Linked DNA regions of Homo sapiens: regions 2 and 3 are each linked to region 1. Evidence: chromatin contacts called from ENCODE Hi-C or POLR2A ChIA-PET data. All regions are on one chromosome and are shown on one strand. The core of a region is the stretch at or near the end of the contact, and the rest is flanking DNA. Distances in the headings are between cores, read along the strand shown.

Region 1 (3,710 bases), core at 372-2,871:
TGGGCGACAGAGTGAGACTCCATATTAAAAAAAAAAAAAAAAAAGAACCTCAGCCCCAGCCCCAGAACTCAGGCAGCGAGGCCAGGCAGGGAAGGGCGGGGCACCACTCTCAGGAGGCCAGAGAGGAGCATGCACCGCGGGACCCTCCCCCAAGCCAACCTCCTCCACATCCAAAGCACGGCGGGCCCAGCTCCCACCCCACCCGGTCCTGGCCAGGCCAGGAGTGTGTGCGAAGGGTCACAGCAGGAGAGGGCATGGGGCAGCACCAGAAGGGGCGGGCCCGGGGATGAGGAGGCGGAGCCTAAACTCGGCCTAAAAGGCGGGGGGCGGAGGGGTGAGGGCGGGGCCTGTGAGGAGGCGCGGGGCGGCAGGCGGGCGGGGCGGGGGTAGGCAGAACGGGGGGCGGGGCCTGTGGGAAGTTGGGGAGGGGCCAGTGCGGGGAGGTGGGACAGGCACTCACTGTAGAGCTGCACCATGGTGCTGAGGGCCCCCTCCAGCTCCTTGTAGATGTAAAGGACGGCGAAGGAGCTGTAGTCTGTGTCCACGATGCGCACGTCCAGGTAGCCCAAGGCTGCGGAGAGGCAGGCGGCCTTTTCAGGCTGGAGAAGTGGATGGGCCCGGGCACCGACCCCACCCATGCCTGCCCCTGCTGCTGGGCTGTGAGCCTGTTCCCCGAAGACAGAGGAGGGGCGGGGAGGGCGGGCAGGGGGCTGGAGACTGGGATGGACAGCTTGGGCCCGGGTGGAAAGTCAGCCCCACGTCACCCCCAGAGAAGCGGCATCCAGCACCCCTGAAGGCAGAGGAGGCAGGACCTACCCGGGACTCTGAAGTGTCCCTCGGAGCCCACCTTCAGGTACTCGGCATCCACCTGGTTACAGCCGTCCGCCCTGGGGGTGCACAGCCGGCTCACTCATGGCACCCAGCTACCTCAGCTCCCCAGCCCAGCCCAGGCAGCCCAGCCCAAGTAACTCACCCCGGGAACTCCATGTGGACGTGGAGGCCGCCCTCCTCTGTGGGCCTGATGGCCCTGGTGGACATGGACAGGTGGTCCTTCTTGCCCAGGAAGACCCTGCAGTCAGATGCCATGGAGACCACGTACCAGAGGCCTGAGAACTGCCGGGGGCTTAGTCACCCGCAGGCCAGGACAGCCAGCAGCAGGGCCCTCCTTGCCCAGGGACCCAGGGGACAACTCAGAAGTCACACAGCAAGGGGTCTCGGAGTGGCCATGTCTTGGGTGTGAGCTGAGCCCAGGTGGACAGGAACTCATCTTGGGTAGGTCACAGTGCAACTGTGAGCCTCAGTTCCCAGCTGTGAAGTGGGTGCAGTAATGATCCATTCACAGGTTGGTTTAGGATTAAGCGCAGAGTGGGTCTATAGCACGTGCCTGGCCGGGCACAGAGCAAGCGCCCCAGGAAAGGCAGTTGTCACAATTATCACGTTGTCTCTGGCAGGGGCCCAGCTCCCACCCACCACAGGACAGCAGAGGCCCCTGGTACCTTTTCAGCATTGAAGTCAGGCTGCAGCAGAACCTCAGCCTGAGCCGTGGGCGCCCAGAGCAGGGTCAGGATTGCGCCGAGCAGGAATGACATCATCCCCTCCCCTGCCCTCCAGCCCCTGGTGCTGAGTCCCCAAGCCCCAGGGGGCCAGCTTTATAGCCCAGGCCACCACCTGGGTGCACCTGCTCCTGGGCGGAGCAGATGGAAGCGGAAGGCACTTCGGCTCTGAGACTCCGGCCCCCTTGTCCATTGTTTGGCACAATCACTCGGATGTCCCCCAGCCCAGGGGGTCATTTCCTGGAGGGCTCCAGACAGCCAGGCTCTGGCCTGATGCACCCGGGCTGAGGATTTGTCCCCTAGGCCTGCCAGACTATGTCACCAGTCACGGGGCCACTGCCAAGCCACAGCAGAGACTTGTCCTGCCTTGCCTGGACTCGCACCCAAGCCCCTCTGTCCACACTCTGTCTGGCTGGGCTGGGCCAGGGCCTTTGGGGTACAGCTGCAGAGAGCTGGGCTGGGGTTGGTCTGGCTAGGCCCCCTCTCCTGGGATCTGGCCACCCAGAAAGCCCCCTTCTCTCACCCCCAACATGGGGGGTAGGGTCACACTGGCAGAGTGTCCAGGGCAGAGCTTGTGCCCCCACACTGTGAGAGAGGCCTGGGCACCCCTCACTCCAGACCCCCACCACCCCCGATGCAGCCCCCAGCTGGGCTTCCAGCAAGCAGGCCAGGGACCGGACGGGACCGGACAGGGCTGGGCTGGCCCTGGGGAGGATTACGGCATTGGATACCGCCTTATCACTGGTTGTATAAGCGTGCAGGGGGCAATGACGCCAGGAAGGCGCCGCAGTCTGGCAGAGGCAGGAACCTCCCAAGTGACCTCTCTGTGTCCCCACAGAGCACCCAGGGACACTGGGCAAGGAGCAGCAGGTGGCCTCGGAGCACGCCCAGACCCCTCTGGTCAGGGGCGGGAGTCCTGCCAGGGAGGCCAGCACTGCCAGTCCTCTGGAGTGAGAGTGAGGCAGGAGAAGAGGGCCTGGACGCAGGGAGCCCAAGGGCGTCCTAGAACCAAATCAACTGGAAACACTAACGATGACGGGAATGTGAATGGCTTTGTACCTTCACTCCATCCTCTCCGTTTACGTAGGGCTCATACCGAGTACATGACTTCGTTTTGTTTGTTTGTTTTTTGAGATGGAGTTTTGCTCTTGTTGCCCAGGCTGGAGTGCAGTGGTGCACTCCTTGGCTCTCTGCAGCCTCTGCCTCCCGGGTTTAAGCGATTTTCCTGCCTCAGCCTCCTGACTATCTGGGATTACAGGCACCCGCCACCACACCCAGCTAATTTTGTATTTTTAGTAGAGACGGGGTTTCTCCATGTTCATCAGGCTGGTCTTGAACTCCCGACCTCAGGTGATACACCCACCTCAGCCTCCCAAAGTACTGGGATTACAGGCGTGACAGTATGCTCAGCCGAGAAAATGACTTTGACTTCATCCTCTTCATTTACATAGGGCATACACCAAGTAACCAATGGTAAACCGCTAGAGGATATTGAAACACTAGAAAATTCTGTAACCGGGGCCCTTGAGCTGCTTGCTCAGCCCGCTCCCACCCTGTAAAGAGTGCTTTCATTTTCAATAAATTTCTGCTTTTGTTGCTTCATTCTTTCCTTGCTTTGTTTGTGTGTTTTGTCCAATTCTTTGTTCAAAATGCCAAGAACCTGGACACCCTCCACTGGTAACGTGAGAGGGGGACAGGGTCAGAGAAAGACCCTTGGCCCCCAGCATCGGGGAAGGGAAGGAGCCGAGGGCTTCTGCTTGTGGCCTCCACTGGTCTTCAGGAGGTTCCAGTTCCCAGCCACGCCCCTGACAGGTTCACCTAAGCCAGCAGTTAGATACAGCAGGAAAACTGTGGTCAGCAAGCCACCCAGATGCCGAAGCAAGAGACCGAGGGCACGAGCTGTTCCAGTTTAATAAAATATATAAAATAACAAGAGTTATACTAGATCTAGATCATAGACATGATTATATATGAATATTATTAATCATTAGCTTGTAGCAATTACTCTTTATTCCAATATTATAATAATCCTTGCTCTACAATTATAACCTAGGAAAAACCAGGCCATACAGAGATAGGAGCTGAGCGGACATAGTGAGAAGTGACCAGAAGACAAGAGTGCGAGCCTTCTGTTACGCCCTGACAGGGCCACCAGAG
Region 2 (3,710 bases), core at 497-2,996, 63 kb before region 1:
GCCTCAGCTTCCCGAGTAGCTGGAATTACAGATGCCCATCACCATGCCCAGCTAATTTTTGTATTTTTAGTAGAGACGGGGTTTCACCATGTTTGCCAGGCTATTCGCGAACTCCTGACCTCAAGTGATCCGCCCGCTTCAGCCTCCCAAAGTGCTGTGATTACAGGCGTGAGCCACCGCACCCAGCCCTTACCTATATTTTTTTATTGAAGTGAAATTCATGTAACATAAAATTATTCTAAAGTGTACAATTTGGCCGGGCACAGTGGCTCATGCCTGTAATCCTGACACCTTGAGAGGCTGAGGTGGGCAGATCACCTGAGATCAGGAGTTCGAGACCAGCCTGGCCAACATGGTAAAACACTGTCTCTACTAAAAATACAAAAATTAGCTGGGTGTGGTGGCGCATGCCTGTAATCCCAGCTACCTGGGAGGCCGAGGCGGGAGAATCACGTGAACCCAGGAGGCGGAAGTTGCAGTGAGCCAAGATGGTACCATTGCACTCCAGCCTGGGCAACAGAGTGAGACTCCATCTCAAAAAAAAAAAAAAGTGTATAATTTAGCACTTTCAGTTTTTTGCAACGCCTCCAATGTTTTGCAACCATCACCTCCAGAACATTTTCATCCCCCCAAAGGGAAACGCCTTCCCCATAGGCACTCGCTCCCCACTGCTCCCTCCCCCAGCCCATGGCAACCACTCATCTTCGTGTGTCTGTGGATTTGCCCGTTCTGGAAATTTCATAGAAGCGGAATCAGGACCATGTGGACCTTTGTGCCTGGATTCTTTCACTCAGCATGACAGCTTCACGACTCACCCACATAGCCTGGGCCAGAACTTCATTCCTCTGGCCGGGCACAGGGCCTCACGCCTGGAATCCCGGCACTTTGGGAGGCGAGATGGGGGAGGATCACTTGAGGCCAGGAGTTTGAGACCAGCCTGGACAGCATAGTGAGATCCCATCTCTACTAAAAATAAAACGTTAGCTGGGCGTGGTGGTACATGCCTGTAATCCCAGCTACTCGGGAGGCTGTGGCACGAGAATTGCTTGAACCCGGGAGATGGAGGTTGCAGTGAGCCGAGATCGCACCACTGCACTGCAGCCTGGAGGATACAGCAAGACTGTGTCTCCAAAAAAAAAAAAAAAATCAGCCAGGTGTGCTGGCAGGTGCCTGTAATCCCAGCTACTCGGGAGGCTGAGGCACGAGAATCGCTTGAACCTGGGAGGTGGAGGTTGCACTGGGCCAAGGTTGCCCCACTGCACTCCATCCTGGGAGACAGAGCGAGACTCCACCTCAAAAAAAAAAAAAAAAAGCTCATGCTGTCTACAGGGAAAGCCCCTACTGGAGACAGCTGCGCTTGAGTGAGTGGGACTACAGTGCCAACGCTAGGGCTTATTGTGTTGACTGTGGGGTCACCGCGGTTGCCACGTTCCGAGGACACGGTCACTTCCTCGACCGCCTGTCCTGCCTCAGATGAACCTGCATATTTTACAATGAACGTTCAAGACGTCGGTGATAAGGACATGAACAACAGCGACAAGGGCTGTTTTAGAGGAACCCGCCTGAGGTTCCCGGCCCCAGCCTCTCGAAGGACGCAGCTCTGTGCTCAGCCCTGCCTCCCTTGTCTCTCCACCCCCACCTTCCTGTGTGCTTCAGCCCACCTGGGACATCCGAATTTTCTCCAGGAGGAGCGGCAGGTACTAGGGTGATGACAGTTATGAACACGAGTCACAGCCCCGCTCGGTGGGATGGCCTCCTGTGTTCCCTGTGACTCGGACGCTGAACGTTGCTCACACGTTGACAGCATGGAGACGGTTTCACCGTCTGCTACTTTCGAGTTTATTGTGGTGTCTCTCTGCGTCACCCTCATTTTGAGCAGCTGTGGAGGATCCGGGGGCCCCAGCGCCCGCAGGATTCAGGTTTGTCTCCGCCGGCCAGGACATCCTCACAAAGCAGACGTTTCCTCCCCACGGGTCTGGAGGCTGGGGGTGGGGGCGCCCCGTGGTCCGGCTCTGGTGAGGGTCCTCTTCCTGGCAGATCCTGGGAACCCGCCTGAGGTTCCCAGCCCTGGCCTCTCTAAGGATCCAGCCCTTTTCCCCGTTCTCAGCCCTGCCTCCCTTCTCTAGTGCCTTCTTGCTGCGTCCTGACGCGAGGGTGGGATAAGGAATAAGGGGAGGGCACCTGTGCCCTTTCTACTAAGGCCCACCCTCATGACCTCATCCACCCCCAGGCACCTCCCATAGGCTACATCGTCAATACCCTCTCCTTGCAGGTTAGGGCTTCCAGGAAGGAATTTAGTGGGGACACGATTCAGTCCCCCCACTTACACCTTTGCAAATAGCAAGAGAGGGCTGGATATGGTGGCTCACGTCTGTAATCCCAGCACTTTCGGAGGCCAAGGCGGGTGGACCACCTGAGGTCAGGGGTTCGAGACCAGCCTGGCCAACATGGTGAAACTCCATCTCTACTAAAAATACAAAAAATTAGCCGGGCATGGTGGTGCGCGCCTGTAGTCCCAGCTACTCAGGAGGCTGAGGCAGGAGAATTGCTTGAACCTGGGAGGTGGAGGTTGCAGTGAGCCGAGATCGTGCCACTGCACTCCAGCCTGGGTGACAAAAGTGAAACTCTGTCTCGGATAAAAAAAAAAAAAATAGCAAGAGAGGTTCAATCACCTATACATGGAAGGAACACAGGGAGATTGACACACACACACACACACGCACGCGGGCACACACCCATGTGCACACACACACACAGAGCTAAATGACAAAAATGAAAATGGTACCACACTGCACGTGCTGCCCTGCACCTTGATTTTGATACTGCAGTGGGTTAAATGGTGCCCCCCAAAAGATAAGTCCCCCTGGAATGTGTAAATGTAACTTTCTGTGGAAATGGGGTCTTTACAGCTGTAATTAGGTTAAAGACCTCGAGTGAGATCAATTTTGCCTTTTTTTTTTTTTTTTTTTTTTTGAGATGGAGTCTCACTCTGTCACCCAGGCTGGAGTAAAATGGCGCGATCTCGGCTCTCTGCAACCTCCGTCTCCCCGGTTCCCGCGATTCTCCTGCCTCGGCCTCCCGAGTAGCTGGGATTATAGGCGCCCACCACCACACCCAGCTAATATTTGTATTTTTAGTAGAGATGGGTTTTCACCATGTTGGCCAGGCTGGTCTCAAACTCTTGACCTCAGGTGATCTGCCCGCCTCGGCCTCCCAAAGTGCTGGGATTACAGGTGTGAGCCACTGCACCTGTATAGTTCAAGATAGTTTTACAAGATGGAAAAGTTCTGGAGCCAGATGGCAGTGAGGGCTGTACAACAATGTGAACATACCTAATGTCACTGACTGTGTGCTTAAAAATGATTTAGAGGGCCGGGCGCGGTGGCTCACGCCTGTAACCCCAGCACTCTGGGAGGCCAAGGCGGGTGGATCACCTGAGGTCAGGAGTTCGAGACCAGCCTGGCCAACAAGGTGAAATCCCATCTCTACTAAAACTACAAAAAATTAGCTGGGCCTGGTGGCAGATGCCTGTAATCCCAGCTACTCGGGAGGCTGAGGCAGGAGAATTGCTTGAACCAGGGAGGCGGAGGTTGCGGTGAGCCGAGATCACACCACAGCACTCCAATCTGGGCGACAAGAGCGAGACTCTGTCTCAAAAGAAAGAAAGAGAGAAAGAAAAGATGTGTCTCTGCGAGCAGAAGGTCTTGCCG
Region 3 (3,710 bases), core at 537-3,036, 36 kb before region 1:
GTGTTAAATAACAAGAATGCTTGGCAAAGAATCAAGAACACAAGCGGCTGCCGTTACTGCTATTAACCGAGACGCCAGCAAACCCTTCCCCAGTCCTGTCCTGCGTGATCCTGACACGGTGTACGGCATGATCCAGCGCGTACCTCACCTGACCTGACCGATCCTCACAGGTTCTTAAAACTCACTCATGAAGGCTGCTCCTGGTGAAGGCACCCTCCACCTTCCCACTATCCCTTCAGACCCCTAGAGGCCAGCCTAGCCCAGCGCGAGAGTTAGAAAGCCCACTCACAGGGCCCACCCTCTCTCCCAGATACCAGCGAAGGAAAACAGATGCCTGTCCACAAAACAGGAGTGTGAGACTATCAAACATTCAAACGTTCACGGGGCAGAACGCTGAGCGTAGACATAGCCTCTCTAATCTCTGCCACCTAATGACACAGATGTGACACGGCAGCCACAGCTGCAACGCCTCTAGGGGCAGTGTCCTGTTGAAGACTAAATAATCCGTTTTTACTCCCCTGGAGACAGCTTCTAGCCTCAATGTGAACACAAGACCGACTGGTCCCTCCAGTCACTTAAGATGTTGCACAGGAGGGCTTAGTTACATTGGAGGATTGACCCTGTTCCAGCTCCAATGCACCAACTTACCCAACACCCCACGCACGTGTCATCTCCAGTGAGCAGACGTCCTAGAGAAAAAAAGAAACCGCAATTTTGTATAAATCTTGCAAACACCACAGAGGAGCATCACATAAACACTGCGTTTTTTGGGAGGCCGAGGCGGGCAGATCACTTGAGGTCAGGAGTTCAAAACCAGCCTGGCCAACACGGTGAAACCCGTCTCTCTAAAAAAAAAAAAAAAAAAAGTTAGCTGGCCTAGTGGCTGGCGCCTGTAATCCCAGCTACTCTGGAGGCTGAAGCAGGAAAGTCGCTTGAACCCAGGAGGCAGAGGTGGTAGTGAGCTGAGATCGCGCCACTGCACTCCAGCCTGGGCAACTGAGACTCTGTCTCGAAAAGAAAAAGACTGCGTTTTGCTGCATCTGGTCTCCAGGAAGGCGGACCAAAGAAGCTCCCTGCCACCAAAAAGCTCACTGTCACAAGGGCCGTTCTAGAAAAATCCGACCCATGTTACTCTCTCCCCTTACTCTACGCTTAATTTGCGGGAGGGGAAGTTGGAGTTACAACACAGTGGCCACGAAACGCGGGCTGCTGATCCCCTGCAGGTATCAAGGGACCAGGACCACGAGGCGGAATGCCCACCAGACAACCGAGCAGTCCTCCTCCCGCCAGAACAGCCTCCCGCTGAGCAGCCACAGTGACAAGGAAACCACCTGACGCAGCATAAGAAATCAATTTTTCAAAGATGCCGACAAACATCTTCCCACAGCCTGAGCGACTCAGGGAAGCAGCGGCAGGAGCGGAAGGGTCGTGGGTGAACGGGGTGCCTTTCTCTAAGATCCGAATTCGCGCACTCAGCTCTCACCAGGCTTCCCGAAGCTTCCTGGCTGGAAACCGCGCAGGGCCGGCAGCGCCCTCTCCACCAAGGGACACACCAGCGGCGCCTCCTCCGCGGCCCGGGCCCCCATCCCGCGGCTCGCGCGGCCAGGACGCCCCAGGTCGGAGCCTGCCCCCACCCCGCACCCGGAGGCCAGCAGCCCAGTCCCCTAGGCCGCGCAGCGCCAGCGAGAGCGAGGCTGCAGGGCGAGGCCCGGTGAGGCGCTCGAGAACTGGCCGGGAGGAGAAGTCAGGCGGCCCACCCGCCACGGCAGCCTCCGGCGCACGCAGAGGACGAGAAGGGAAGCGCCGCGCCTTTTATAGCGCGTACGGCGGCCCGCAAGAGTCAATCCGCCCCGCCCAAGCAGCGCCCCCCAGCGGTCCCCGGCCGTTCAGCTCCCCGCGCCCGCACGTGGGCGCTGCTCAGTGGCTGGCGGGCGGGCGTGTGGGTTCGCCACGCAGAGCAGCGGCAGCGCCGTGACCCGTGTCCTGCACCGCGACCGCCCCACGGGGCCAGCAGCCAGGGCCGCGCCGTTTCCGACCCGCCGGGTGCCGGGCACGCCACGGACACGCGCGGCTCCCCGTTTTCGCGGAGGATTCCCAGGCCGGGTCAGGAGGACGCTCCACGAGCCCGTGGGTCCCGGTGGTCCCAGCCATTGGGGCGGCTCCCGTGACTGTCGAGCAGCGCCCACCCCGGGCAGCATGGGGCTCCCGCGACGCGCTCCGTCCCTTCCCCACCAGGGGCTCTGCCGGTGTCGGCCATGGGCGCGGGTACACACCAGGCGCCTAATGAGTGCTGAGGCGGGCGAGGGTCCCGGCAGGCGGGATTACCGCGGCCAGGCCTGACTAGCGCCCTGTCTGCGCTGTGTCCTGGGACCTCGGTCACCGCGCAGGGCGGGACACCGAGGCCTCGCGGCCAAGCGACTCGCCGCGGTCGCCGGGCTGCGAACGGTGGAGCCGCCGGGACTCGGACCAGGACGCGAGCTCCAGAGCAGGGGATGACAGGCCTGAGCCGCAGGGGCCGGGAGGAAGGCCGCGCTGCTGTCCTGGGGCTGGGCAGCCTCCGCATTGCACAGCGCAGACCGCTCTAGCCTTAGGCCTGGAGGGGACACCAGGAGATGAGGCTTCTGGCTCAGCCTGCTCTCTGCAGCCACAGGCAAAGGCCAGGAAGGCCGGGGTGCGGGAGCTGGCATAGGAGCTGGCTCCAGCTCGGGTACTGGCTTAGAGGGAGCAGGAGCTGGTGATAAATTCAACTCAAATTTTCATTGCCTTTGCAAAGCCAGAAAACACCCCAGGGCTCCTAAGAAAAGCCCCAGCGCAGGACCCCAGGACACTTTGCAACTGGGCTGCAACTGCGCGGTCTGAGGCTCCTCCCTGTGTGGCCCCACCAGCAGGCTGGGTTCTAGCTCTGGTGTTGGGGCTGGAGCTGGCACCACAGCAGGCTCCACCTCCAGAGATGGTGCAGGCTCTGTCCTAGCACTGACACGGTTGTTGGAGACAAGCTGGCTCTGCCCCGGGGACCGATGCTCTGGAGCTGCCTCTAGCTGTGTTGCTGTTGCTAGTCTTTGCCCTGGGAAAAGTGTCAGAGCTGGTCCTAGCTCTGGATATGGTGCTAGAGCTGGTTCTTGATTGGATTTCGCTCTAGAGCTGGCAGGAACTCTGGCTCTCGTTCTGAAGCTGGTGCAGGTCTGAGATGGCTGTAGCTCTGGAGCTGCCTCTAATTCTGGTTCTGGTTGTGGAATCAGCCATCGCTTTATATCTGGTGCCAGCTCTGGCTCTGGAGGTGGTGCTGCAGCTGGCCCTTCCTCTGAACCTGGCACTGGCTTGAGGTCTACACCTGGAACTGGCTGAAACTCTGGAAGTGGTTTTGGAGCCGGTGCCCGAGCAGTCACCGGAGGTGGCACCAGATTTGGTGATAGAGCTGCCTCTGTTTCTGGAGTAGGTGGTAGAGCTGGTGCGGCAGCTGGAGTGAGATCTGGAGTTGTGCTGGCTGTGGCCATAGTTCTTGAGCTGGTACAGGAACCCGCACTGGTGTGAGCCGCGGTGCTGAAGCTGGGCCTGTAGCTGATGCTGGCCCTGGCTCTTTTTCTGAACCTGATGCTGATATTTGGCCCTAACCATGCAAATGGTTTTGGAACTGGTCCTGGCTAGAGGGCGGATGCTGGAGCTATAGTGGAGCCGGCACAGAAGTGACCAGAGCTGCCCCTGTCTCTGGG

Evidence for each region. Hi-C counts contacts between places; a loop is a spot of excess contacts on that map. ChIA-PET counts read pairs that join two places held with the same protein, here RNA polymerase II (POLR2A). Pooled maps may share reads with other maps.
Region 2: a loop to region 1 is called in a map with no recorded cell type, with 10 times the contacts of the local background. The contact joins the enhancer-like site here to the promoter of LCN15 in region 1. A Hi-C loop is called at or near these places in 3 of 168 maps with a recorded cell type or tissue (B cell, astrocyte of the cerebellum and endothelial cell of hepatic sinusoid), 4 of 37 single-sample maps with no recorded cell type and 8 of 50 pooled maps. POLR2A ChIA-PET finds 5 or more read pairs at or near these places in 3 of 52 experiments (B cell, WTC11 and activated B cell).
Region 3: a loop to region 1 is called in a pooled map, with 3 times the contacts of the local background. The contact joins the promoter of SNHG7 here to the promoter of LCN15 in region 1. A Hi-C loop is called at or near these places in 3 of 168 maps with a recorded cell type or tissue (B cell, astrocyte of the cerebellum and endothelial cell of hepatic sinusoid), 9 of 37 single-sample maps with no recorded cell type and 10 of 50 pooled maps. POLR2A ChIA-PET finds 5 or more read pairs at or near these places in 30 of 52 experiments (A549, A673, AG04449 and 24 more).

The regions. Positions count from the first base shown.
Region 1 is chr9:136,762,897-136,766,606 of GRCh38, forward strand. LCN15 (lipocalin 15) reads right to left here and starts at 1,622. Exons shown (of 7, transcript NM_203347.2): 1 at 1,497-1,622; 2 at 974-1,113; 3 at 817-887; 4 at 461-571. The coding sequence starts at 1,592. It overlaps LOC107987143 (a long non-coding RNA gene), which reads right to left. Exons shown (of 3, transcript XR_001746981.2): 3 at 3,447-3,710. RefSeq lists enhancers at 345-992, 3,268-3,317, 3,328-3,377.
Region 2 is chr9:136,699,670-136,703,379 of GRCh38, forward strand. No RefSeq gene overlaps it. Among named protein-coding and RNA genes, the nearest start is that of DIPK1B, 11 kb to the right of the region's middle. RefSeq lists enhancers at 1,501-1,660, 1,701-1,750. Within about 2 kb of position 1,747, at least 3 of the 41 ENCODE cell types and tissues checked have a DNase peak (open chromatin) inside an H3K27ac peak, as active enhancers do; they include B cell, where a contact is called at or near this core.
Region 3 is chr9:136,726,398-136,730,107 of GRCh38, forward strand. SNHG7 (small nucleolar RNA host gene 7) reads right to left here and starts at 1,787. Exons shown (of 5, transcript NR_024543.1): 1 at 1,484-1,787; 2 at 649-689; 3 at 1-19. LOC124900276 (cuticle collagen 2-like) reads right to left here and starts at 1,787. Exons shown (of 5, transcript XM_047424334.1): 1 at 1,484-1,787; 2 at 649-689; 3 at 1-19. SNORA17A (small nucleolar RNA, H/ACA box 17A) reads right to left here and starts at 482; the gene lies at 350-482. RefSeq lists silencers at 1,535-2,214, 2,368-2,537 and an enhancer at 2,985-3,134.